2 separate regions of the Mus musculus genome follow, and region 1 is linked to region 2. Evidence: chromatin contacts called from ENCODE Hi-C or POLR2A ChIA-PET data. All regions are on one chromosome and are shown on one strand. Each heading gives the region's core, a stretch centred on a gene start or an enhancer-like site at or near the end of the contact. The rest is flanking DNA. Distances are from core to core; before and after follow the strand shown.

The links. A loop is a pair of places that touch in the nucleus more often than their neighbours do. ChIA-PET counts read pairs that join two places held with the same protein, here RNA polymerase II (POLR2A).
Region 1: POLR2A ChIA-PET joins it to region 2 with 13 read pairs in embryonic stem cell. The contact joins the promoter of Mtmr2 here to the enhancer-like site in region 2. A Hi-C loop is called at or near these places in 2 of 37 maps with a recorded cell type or tissue (gastrocnemius and heart). POLR2A ChIA-PET finds 5 or more read pairs at or near these places in 4 of 5 experiments (Patski and embryonic stem cell).

The regions. Positions count from the first base shown.
Region 1 is chr9:13,747,882-13,753,546 of GRCm38, forward strand. It overlaps Mtmr2 (myotubularin related protein 2), which reads left to right and starts at 1,298. Exons shown (of 15, transcript NM_023858.4): 1 at 1,298-1,519. The coding sequence starts at 1,440. Gm39291 (a long non-coding RNA gene) reads right to left here and starts at 1,321. Exons shown (of 3, transcript XR_870544.2): 1 at 941-1,321.
Region 2 is chr9:13,700,272-13,705,916 of GRCm38, forward strand. It overlaps Maml2 (mastermind like transcriptional coactivator 2), which reads left to right. Exons shown (of 5, transcript NM_001013813.3): 4 at 1,973-2,084; 5 at 5,321-5,645. Among named protein-coding and RNA genes, the nearest start is that of Mtmr2, 46 kb to the right of the region's middle. RefSeq lists an enhancer at 1-489. Within about 2 kb of position 2,905, at least 1 of the 3 ENCODE cell types and tissues checked has a DNase peak (open chromatin) inside an H3K27ac peak, as active enhancers do; it is heart, where a contact is called at or near this core.

The DNA.
Region 1 (5,665 bases), core at 48-2,547, 46 kb after region 2:
CCAGCTCTGCTTTTCTGTTTTATCACAGGCTCAAAAAACAATGGAGCCAAGTGACCATGGACTGGAATCTTTGAAACCATCAGCCAAAATAAATCTTTCATTGGGAATACTGTAAAGGAAAGCTAGTACACAAATTATTTCCTTGGTTCTATAAATTATGATTGTGTTTTAAAACCAAGTTTTAAATTAAATCTAGTTTGTAAGAACACAATTATATTTATCCTAGCAGGATTTTTTTAAAAGTTTCTTTTATTTACAGAAATAATCTTTGTGTTTTTGCTTTCCAGACGTGTGAGGTGTTTAAGGCAGAGTCACAATTAGAGAAATTCCTCCAGTACTTTCCTTCCTGTGTCCTGAGTAACAGAAAGTCACGGGTATTAACATTCCCTCTTTACCCAGTTTCTGTTCCTTTATCACATTCCATCTCCACACTCCCTTCCTGCTTTGTAAGGGAATATGAAGCAGCACACCGGAGGTAAGTCTGTTCTCCATGTTACATCATGACATTCAGTAGTGTTTTTGTCTAATTCTTTTTGTGATTTTAGCAGCTTCTCCCTCATTCTCACTTCAATACTTACTATGCCTTATAGGTTGGTGTCAATGTGCTTATCAGCTACAGACACACTTTCAAGCCACTTTAACCCATACTTTTGTCACTGGAGGCCTGAAAATTCAACTCCATTCTCACTTTCCTTTGTATAACGCTGTTCAGAGATGGAAATTTCCCTTCCCCTCCCCATTCAGGGTAGCTGTTACTATCTTTCTCCTACAAACCACTTGTTAGTGGTCTGTCATCCTTTAGTTTTCTTTCATTAACAGTTACCATTTATTAAGTTTGTTAGGTTGTTTATATATTGACTACTGTCTGAGTGCTTAAGCAGGCATTGCTTTAGGCGTTTTATATTTATCAATAGTTATTCTGTGAGGTTAATATACTTACACAGAAGGAAGCAGATGTAAATGCAAGGTAACTGGAGGCCGTGGGATCAGTCTGCTTAGCTTCACTGTTACCGTTACAAAATGGGTTCTCACATCACGTATGATCTCACATCACTACTTCTAACCTCACCCTTAAATACCTCACCCCCTCATCCCACAGGCCGCCCACATTCCTCTCATTTTCCTCGAGTCCACCTCTCCCAAGCCGTCACATCTTGTGTTTTCTCTGACATACTAGTGTCCTCTTCCTTCTGGAGATTTTCCTGTTAGCTGACTCTCACTGGGCGGCCAGGCGCATGCGCATCGCTCCGCTTTGTAGCGCCACGGGGCCCGACTCCCGACAGCCCCCGCGCGCAGTGCAGGCTGGGGGAACATGGCCGCTTCCGGTCTCGGAGCCTGCCTGGCGCGGGGCTGACCGCGGCTGCGGCCCCGTGCGCTCCTCCCTCTGCATCTCGCGCCGGCGGCCGCGGAGGGCGCAGCGGCCTCCAGTTTCTCGCGCCATGGAGAAGAGCTCCAGCTGCGAGAGTCTCGGCGCGCAGCTCCCGGCGGCAAGGCTGCCCAGCGAGGACTCACTGTCCAGGTGAGGCCGGGCGTATGGGGACGGAGGCCGGGAGCAAGTGTAGATGGAGACGCCAGGGCGTGCGGGAAGAGAGACTGAGGCTGCTCCTGCGGGAGGGAGGCCGGGGCATGCGGAGGAGAGACCTGGGCCTAGAGAGGCTGGACCCCGAAGAGGGCAAAAGCCGCGGGCATCCCGTGGGTATGGAGAGCCCAGCAGAGCAGTGCTTGCTTCCTCCTCTGGGCCTTTGGTGCGAGAAGTGAAAATACAGTTTCTTTATGGCCACTGCCCCTCTAATTCCCGCTCATTTTCCGGTCCTAGATTTTGCTCCAGTTGTGTTTAAGGACGCAGCGTTTTTTACTTTATCAGGAGTTCAGTTGTCAAGGGCGTGACATTTTCATTCTTGTGCTCTAATCACAGTTTGGGGACCAGCCCATTACCAGACAAGAGGCTTTAGAGGACACTGAGACAAGCGTGCTTAGATTTGAAATGGAGAGGGGACGAAGCCTTCAGAGTCAGCTTCTCAGCTTAAACATCAGTGACATTACCATCACAATATACATTATATGTGGTGTCTGTTTGGAGCATTCTTCAATTAACTGTAGATAACAGCTTTATTATAGAACTTGTCAGTTTAAATTTTAAGCTTAATGTAGGCAGACAGCCACAGATGAATCGAATGTACAGGCAAGGTAGACTGTTATTTCCACTTACTGTGTTAAGTGTTTATCTAAATTATTTCAAGTTTTGTTTTGTTTGTCTACAAAGTACTACAAGCAAGTATTAATGTTTGATTATGATAGCTCAGCTTTTTTCTGCCCGGTCACTCCAAAGTTGTTTGTTTGTTTACAGATGCTCAAATAAATTATCTTATTTGCTTTCATACATTCTACAAAATCATCTTTAATATTTCTCAATGTATCACACAATTTCTTTCACCCAGTAGATTGATAAACGTATTACTATTTAAAAGTGTCTTTGTGTGTGTGTACTTGCATGAGTTCATGTGTACCACAGGCATGGAGGAGTCCAGGAGGTGAGATTCCCTTAAACTGGAGGACAGGTCGGTGTGACCCTCCTGTGGATGCTGGGAACTGAACCCTGGTCCTCTGTCAAAGTAGCAAGTGCTCTCAACTGCTGAGCCATCTCTTCAGCTCTCACTTAAATTACTGTTGAGTTTAGCTATGAGAATTATTTCTACTTGTTGGAGAGTGGAGATTATCTCAGTTTAGGAAAAACTCCAAGTTTATAACTGAAGTTGATAAAGCCCTAATGGTCTCAAATGCTTCTATTATGAGATGAATTTAGTTGAAATACTGTGTTTGAATAATTATTTTCTGGGAGTAACATAAATATGAAAGTAAACATAACTCATTTCAGGGTCCCTTTTTAAGGTTATACACAGTGTTAGAGTTGGAGGAATGGCTTGGGAAGTATAGCTTCTACTAAAAGTGTGGTTTGATGGATTACATGAGAGTCATTTTAGAGATGTTGGTTTAACTTTGCCTTCTGTGTCATATAGATCTGATTTTTTGGCTTGAAAAGACCATTTATTTTTTCTGTATACAACGTTCAGAAATTTCTAATCAACTGTGGTGCACACTGATGGGTGACTCTTGCTTGGCATTGCCCTGTTGAGGCAGTTCCTGGGTACTCGGTACACATATGGCTCCCCTTTGCTAGGTAACATCCTGGTCATCCTGCTGTTTCTATTGTATTTTGTTGGTCTGTCTCTGACTCTTTGTTTAAGTTGGACTCTGGAATATAAATATAAATAAGTACTTACTGTAGGCCAGTTGTGAGGGCTCGGCTAGACCTGCCCTTCAGTGGTGGCGATATTACTACCTACATCTAGTTTCCATCTTCCAGGCTCCCATTAAGCTTCCAGCAACCCCAAGCTCATCCTCAGCTTCCTTGGATGTGAACCCACCTGGCACCCTGTGTGCTCTTTATTGATAGCATTTTGTTTTCTTTCCTGTTTTGGGCATAGCCCTGTCTTTATTGAGCTTGTTAAGGCCTCTTTTTTTTTTTTTTTTTCTTTTGATTACTTTGACTCCTATTTTCTAATTTTCCCTGTCAGTCATTTTAATGTGTCTTTTCTTCATCATATATCCTCAAGCTGTAGCTATTCTGGGCAATATTTTATTTGTCTTTGGTTATTTTGATATTTATAAGTTGCTTTCTAGTTGATAAATTTATTTGATTGCTTGGTCCATGTCCCATATTTATGCCTAACTTTCACCAACAAAGCAAGAGGATATTCATATACTGAAGGCCATTCACAATTGCTTTCTTACGCCTAGTCTCCTGAGTGCCATAATTATAGGTGGACACCATCCTTCCTACCCCTCAACTTAATTACACTTTTAAATTGTAAGTTAACGTCATTTGAAAATAATGAATCCTGGGTTACTGTTTCTGTGAGTTTTAATCATGGTCTTTAGAAGTAAAGAGTTCCCAGATGCCTGAAGCATATTTTGTTGCAAAATCTCCTCTGTAGTTTTAGCTTCAAAGTCACTTTAAAGTGATATGTTGGCCGGAAATAGGTTTCTGTGTTTCTTCAAGTAGTGATAGTTATATAATACCACATTCTTAGGTATTCCCATTGTGACTCGTGGTGTGTTTCTGAGGCAGCTGGCCAGGACTAGTGTCAGAAGTTATAGATTCAGGATGAGGTGAGGTGACTGTATGGCTGATTGTCTCTCTTGACATTGTTCTTATTGGCGTAGAGTCTTGCACTGATTGTATTGGTAATCTAAAAATTATTTTGAATTTCACTATTTCTAGATCCTAAAAGAACTTTAACATTCTCTTTATTTAAGACCCAATATTATTATGAACTCACCACTCACCAGGACGTTTATCAAGACTTTTTTGTTTTTGTTTTTGAAACAGGGTTTTTCTGTGTACCCCTGGCTGTCCTGGAACTTGCTCTGTAGATCAGGCTGGCCTAAGATCAAAAGATCTACCTGCCTCTGCTTCGAAAGAGCTGGAATTAAGAGTGGTGGCTGGAATCAAGCCACCACCAGCAGCAGCCTTACTATCATGATTGTGTTCATGTATGAAAGATAATGCTGAGATTAAAGCTGAGTTTGGGCTTAGTGTACTTTTTCTTTCTTAAATCTCAGCTTTAAAGGAAATTTTCTGAGTATTTATTATTTGCAGCTATGGGTAACATACTCAAAAGTATAGACTCTAAGACTTTTCCTAATAAGATATATCACTGTAAGATATACTTATAAAAAGCATAATAATGGAAAAATTATATGAGAGCGTAAATAAACCAAACGAAAGTAACCTGAATTGTACCCAAGGGAAGGAAATGAACAGGCCGGGCACTGATGTCCAGAAGGCAGGAAGTTTATTTTGGGAAGCTGCCAAATTAATGCTATTGTATTAAAAACAACCAGGGTCTAAGATTGCATGTGATTTAGGGTTTTGAATAGTGGAAATTTTCCAGATTCTAATGTAGAATGTTCTTCATTTTTAAGGGAAAATGGCTTTGAATATGTGAAGTACTTGCTATCGTTATGCCTTGTAATTAGGTGAAATAAATGACTGAATGCTAATTAAGGACCTGGAATGAATTTATAAGACTGATTCTACAGGAAGCAGGTTAAAAATGGAGCTCTAAAAAGTGATGAATGTTGGGGCTGGAGAGATGGCTCAGTGGTTAAGAGCACTGGCTGTTCTTCCAGATGTCCTGAGTTCAGTTACCAGCAACCACATGGTGGCTCACAATCATCTGTGATGGGATCCGATGCCCTCTTCCAGTGTGTCTAAAGATAATTACAGTGTGCTCATGTGCATAAAATAAATAAATAAATAAAGTGATGATGTCAGAAGGTTCCTGATACTCAGAGTATAAGAGATTGGAAGATGCCCTCCCAATGGATCATAGCTTCAGTCCCCTATCCACACAGCTAGCTGGCCTTCATTTCTCCCACTGTGATGGGGCACCACTGAAAAAAGCAAGCTGTCCTTGGTGAGCGCTAAGCACCCAGGGTGGAAGCCACTTTCTTTCACAGACTATTGCTACTGTGAATAACCTTTAGCTCTTTGAATACTTTTTAGTCTAGATTCAGTTATGACAGGTACTGGACTTTAAATATAAAAAAATGAACTTTAAAAATATGCTTTAATATTACCACACCACCCATCTAAAAACTG
Region 2 (5,645 bases), core at 1,655-4,154:
AATCAAGGAACTAATTGTACGCGCATGCACTTACACACACACACACACAACTGCTTCTTAGAAAAGGGATTTCATAAGATCCCGTTCTTGGCTTAAACATCGAAACTTTCACGTTACACACATGTTAACAACAGGGTTGCTTGCTCATAGCCATACTGGGTTGGTGGAGGGCACCAGGTTCTTCCTTAAACAGTTAGGGTTTAGACAAAACCACTCCACACTGACCACTTTTTCCCTTAATTTGTAAAACTGTGTTTAAAAGAAATGTAATCCATATGTTTCTGATTCATTTACACTTAGCTCATCGAAATTATGTTTTATATGAATTACTTGGTGTTCAAAAACACTCTATGAGTCTTTTAAGTTTCTTTTTTTCTTAGAAACAAGAAATAAAATTGGTTTGCTGTTATTTTAAGGCCCTTCCCTGCCCCCTCCGAGCACACACACTCCACTAAGAATTCAGAGCTGAGTGGAAGCTGTGAGTTTGGGTGGTGCAGATGCAGTACTGGCTCTGGCTGATGGCCTGCCTCATCTGTCTGTTACAGGTTTCTCTGTATTTATTGACTTTCCTCTAATTTCAGTCTTATGTCTCTACCTACGCCAATTATTCTTATCTTTAGAAACGGATATTGCTTTATAGTGTATACAGAACTGCACTGAAGCAATTCCAAAAAGTTCCCAAATGCACAGTAAGGAAGAAAAGAAGCAAGCATTTCTGTCCTAAGCTGATAGCAAGCGCACAGCTGAGCCATCTTGTTTCCTATATAACATAAAGCCTCAATGCACACCAACCTCAGACAGACGGGCTTATTCTGATATCATGATAAACTAAGACCAAATAGGCCACTTCATGATATTTTCTAAAAGCAAACAAGGTAAATATGTGACCTCCAAGCCCTAGATGATGTCCTCTCCTGCTAATGGGCATGGCCACTTCTCCCATCAATCTAGAAAAAGAATCCACTTACCAAGGTCACCCACGCCCAAGTCTTATGATAGGGTCGTTTTCACAGCCCTCCTGAGACAGCTGAGGCTCCTCACTGCCCCCTTGCTGCTGTGAATAATGAGAGCACTGGGGGTCAGTGACCTGAAGGTGGACAAGGTGTTGGCTATGGCAAACGGATGTCCAAATTCACTTATTAGGAAAAATCTAAAGATAGCTGGTTCTGGGACATTCTGTGCTTTTCCAACAGGACATTGAGAAGGTCTTTTATTGAGTGGCATGAAAGATTCTGAGTTCCCAACTCTGGAATTTGTTGTATCTGTAGTATTTCTGTGTGACCCTGGGCAAGTTACTTAGCCTAATGAAACTGGCCATGTCCTCTTTTAAATGATAATAGTCACCATTACCTTCAAACATTTGCTAAGGGAAGGTAGAAGAGAAGTCCTGTGCCTATGGTGCCTGAAAGGTTAGCAAGTCTCTTGAAACCTCTTCCGTGGAGAGTTGGTGGGGCTGCCAGACCAAGTTACTGACAGCTCAGGTGCTCTCTGTTGTATCTGGCTGGCCAACTATTTTCCATAGTCAACAGACAAGAAAGCTCATCAGACACACTACAACACAGAACAAACCCACAGACATTTGTTATCATTGAATCTAATTAGCAAATGACGGAAAGGAGCATGCTCAGTAGACACAAAGCAGGCGGAAGTGTATGGAGGAGCAGAAAGGACAGCTCCATACAGGAAGTGATTCAGACCGAAAGTCCTGCCTCTGAGTTTACACTACCACTTAACCCGAAACCCGCACAGTGAAGTCTCCCAGCTCCTCCAACCGAGTCCTCATTACATAGGCTGTGCTTGCTTCAAGCTTGTGGTCTTCCTGCCGCTACTCCCGAGCTCGCGGATTTCGGGTATACACCGCTGTGCTTACAAAAAGTCATTCTTATACTTGTACCTTTTTGACTATCATGCAGATTGTTTTTAGTGTAAAAGTGTTCATCCAATTCAATATGTTTTCATTTGTGTTTTCAAGGAGAAACTTTCCCCTCAGGATCAGATGAACAGACATCTGACAAGGCCGCCCCCAGACTACAAAGACCAAAGAAGAAATACGGGCACCCTGCAGCCAGCTGCTCAGTATTCGGGTAAGAGTTCTTTGAAACAAATATAAATCATAATTGTGAAAAAGCAAAGCGATTCTCTTTCCCCTATTTTCTTTCTCCATCTTGGAGAATAAATCTGCCCTAAACCTTTCTCTAGCTCCCATTTAGCTTTCATAGCCAAACATCTAGAACTCAGGGTTGTGGCTTACACCTGTATTCGCAGCACTCTCGAGGCAGGAGGAGCACTGTGAATTCAAGGCCAGCCTGAGCTACATAGTAAGTTCCACGCTAGCCCAAATTATATTATGAGATTCTTTCTTTACCCCATTGACCTCAGAGAGCTCCACGTTTAGTCCTTTCATGAGTTCTCGTGCTTGCTCGGTGATTAATACCTTCACTGCTTGTGAGAACCTTAAAAACGTGAATATTTTCTAACTGCCTTGTTCATCCAATGTTGACTTTGACCCAGACAGTACAAGGTTAAGAAGAAACATCTCCCTTTTAGAACATGTGCTGGCAACTTTCACAAGGTCTTTCCTCATTCCGCCTTTGAGCCCATCTCCCCAAGTATTCTCCTCCAAAGACAGTACACCCTGACAACCAGGAATTATTAAAAAGCAGAACATGTTTTTAATGAAGCCTCCCTTAACCAAAGGTGAATTCTGCTTAAGTCACAAAACCACAGTTTTTAATCACTCTCTTTCTCATAATGAAATGGGTGGAAAGGAGCTGCGGTAACTGAATCTCCAGGCTGGGAGCATAGGGTCTCCCCAGTGTTGTCAGAGTACAGGCTTTTGTCTTTCTGCTGCCTTAGCAAGTGGCTCCTGTCCTAAGGGCTGCCTTGTAGCCACCACAGCAGTCACCTCCATATCCATTTTCCAGGCAGGGAGAGGAAGGGGGAGCAGGAGGAGCCATGCCCCCTTGTAAAGCACTCTGCTGGGGCCTCTGCCCACTTTTATCTCTGGCCAGTGGTGTTCCTGTGGATTTTCCATCAGCAAGAAAACTCAGAGTATGTGCTTTGTCACATGACCACATTGCTATAAATATCAGGGCACTGTCTGAGAGGAAGACAGACACAGGACAAGGACACCCACCCAATCGCTCCTTCCAAGCAAGGCCTGTGCTTCTCCTGAGAGCAGTCTTTTGCATATCACCGCTGACCCCAAAGCAAGTAAAAGTATTTTCTTCCTGTAACTCTGAGAATAAAACAGGCACAGCAGAGCAAGACAGCCCCCTTCATATTGCTTTAAATCTTAACATTAGTCCAGAAACAATTCTTCCTCAGCTATTATATCAGGGTAAAGAACAAAAAGAATGTCACTACTTATATCTACTACACATTAGGGGCATCTAAGTCTTACCTGCTGTCTTGTGAGCTTTACAGAAATTCCCTTTGCTTTGGCTCTTTTCAAATGCTCTTTTCTGGACTGGTAAGATGGCTCAGTGGGTAATGGAGCTTGCTGCCAAGCCTGGTGGCCTAAGGTCAACCCACAGACCACCACACTGGAAAGAGAGAACCACCTCCCACAAATTATTTTTTGACTTTCACATGAGTATGGCAGCATTCTCACACCCAACACACATACACAAACACACACAGAAGTAATCAAATGTAAAATGCAAACCAACCAAACAAAAAACCGCTGCCTTTTTCATATGTCTCCTTAGGGTGTACCATTTGAGCCCAGGGTCTTATATTCGGCAAGCATCCTCCTGTTGAGCAGCATCTCCAGCTTTTAAACTTCTTATTTTTCCCCGTATTATTTGCATAGAACAAATTCCTTTGTCACAAAAATCTTCAGCTGCAAAGATGACATTGCTTAAATTCATAGCCCCTTGCTCTGAGTTAGCCTGATCATACACCAATGTGCAGCACACCATAGAGGATCTTGGTGAGGAGGTAGAAGAGACTCCTCCTGCACAAAGAACTTGTGGTCTGGTTAGGGATGCGCTTTGCAATACAGAACAAAGCGACTGTGCTGCCTTGGTCCTGTCTTTTGGGTTGTACATCATAATGTGTTGTCTTCAACCAATAGGTGGTTTCTTAAGTGGTCACTTGTGGGCATGATCTTTACTCTTATCTCACACGTGTGCATGTGTGTATGTGTGTTTCTGTTTCCATATCTTAATGAAAGTCTTGTTCTTCCTTCAATCTCTTTCATTAAATCATTCAAAATTCAATTGGACAACGATTCTGTCAGCCATTGTACTTGGAATATAGCTGTAAACCAAACAAGAGCAAAGGTCTTCCCTTGTGGCTTAGTTATCTAAGGGACTTCTTTCCTCTCCATTTTTGCCTCTAATCTTATTTCCCAGGGTTACTTCAAACCTTACTGAGCCAGGGATATTTCAATGCATTTATTGGTCACTGTCTGTTGAATGGAGCCACCCTGTTCATCAACTTGGGATTGCCCCCATCCAATCATTTGTTGACAGGCATCAGTTTCACTCTTTAGAGGCTTACTGGATTACCTTAGTGCTCAATGGAAGGGTCAAACAGAAAATAGCAGACGAAGAAACAAGACAGGACATTAGGAAAAGCTTCACATCAGAGCGTCAGGCTCAGTCTGAAACCTGAGGAAAATATAAAGCTCGGGGACTTAGTGGCCATCCTGGGAGCAGGAAAGAGATGAGCAAAGGTGGCTGGTGGTGTGTTCCAGAGAGGTGCGGTAGTAACCACACAGCCTCCAGCAGGCTTTCCATATGGAAATAATCGCCAGAGCCCAGATTACACCAAAGTCCAGATGCTTGAAACTTTGTCTGCCCTTTGGATGCAGGGAAGCCACTCACAGCAGCTTCCTGAATGAGGGCGATGCAGATAAAGAATAAATCATGATTGTCTAGGCCAAAGGTTAGGAATATTAGTGTGGTAGCCATGAATAGGATTTATCTCCACTTCCTCATTGTGACCCTGGGGTGAAGAGTAACCTGGATTTCATGACAGCTAGCTAACTAAAGTTGTAATCTTCGAATTTGGAACATAATAAAAATAATTCAAAAAGAAAGATTGATTATCACTTCAGTGACTTCAGAAGACAAAATAAAAACCATAAAACAGAACCATCCTATTTCACTATGCTTTCTGTAATGTGTAGGCTCTTAACCAAGGAGTGGCACAGGACAATGCTTCCTTCCAAATCTCTTCTGTTCTTTTCTGATATGTTTTTTGTCTAAATCATCTTGCACACAAAAGTAGTTCTGGAGATGATAAGTTGTTCAAGCTGCAATAAGAGATGTGGTACTGTCATGAATGAATGTGATTCTCTTCTCTGTCTTAGGTGGCTCCTCTACAGTGAGTTTAAACTCTAACCAGGCTCTGACAAACCCAGTTTCAACACACACCATTTTAACTCCAAACTCCAGCCTCATGTCTACGTCTCATGGGATGAGAATGCCATTGTTATCTACAGTTCAGAACATAGGGATGTATGGAAACCTGCCTTGTAACCAGCCTGGCACCTACAACGTCACTTCAACAATGAACCAGCTGACACAACAGAGAAATACAACTCAACTGATAACAAATCAGAACAACCCTCTGATGTCTCGGCCATCTCCCTTAGGGGCAAATAACGGTAACAATGTGGCCACCTTTGGAGCTGG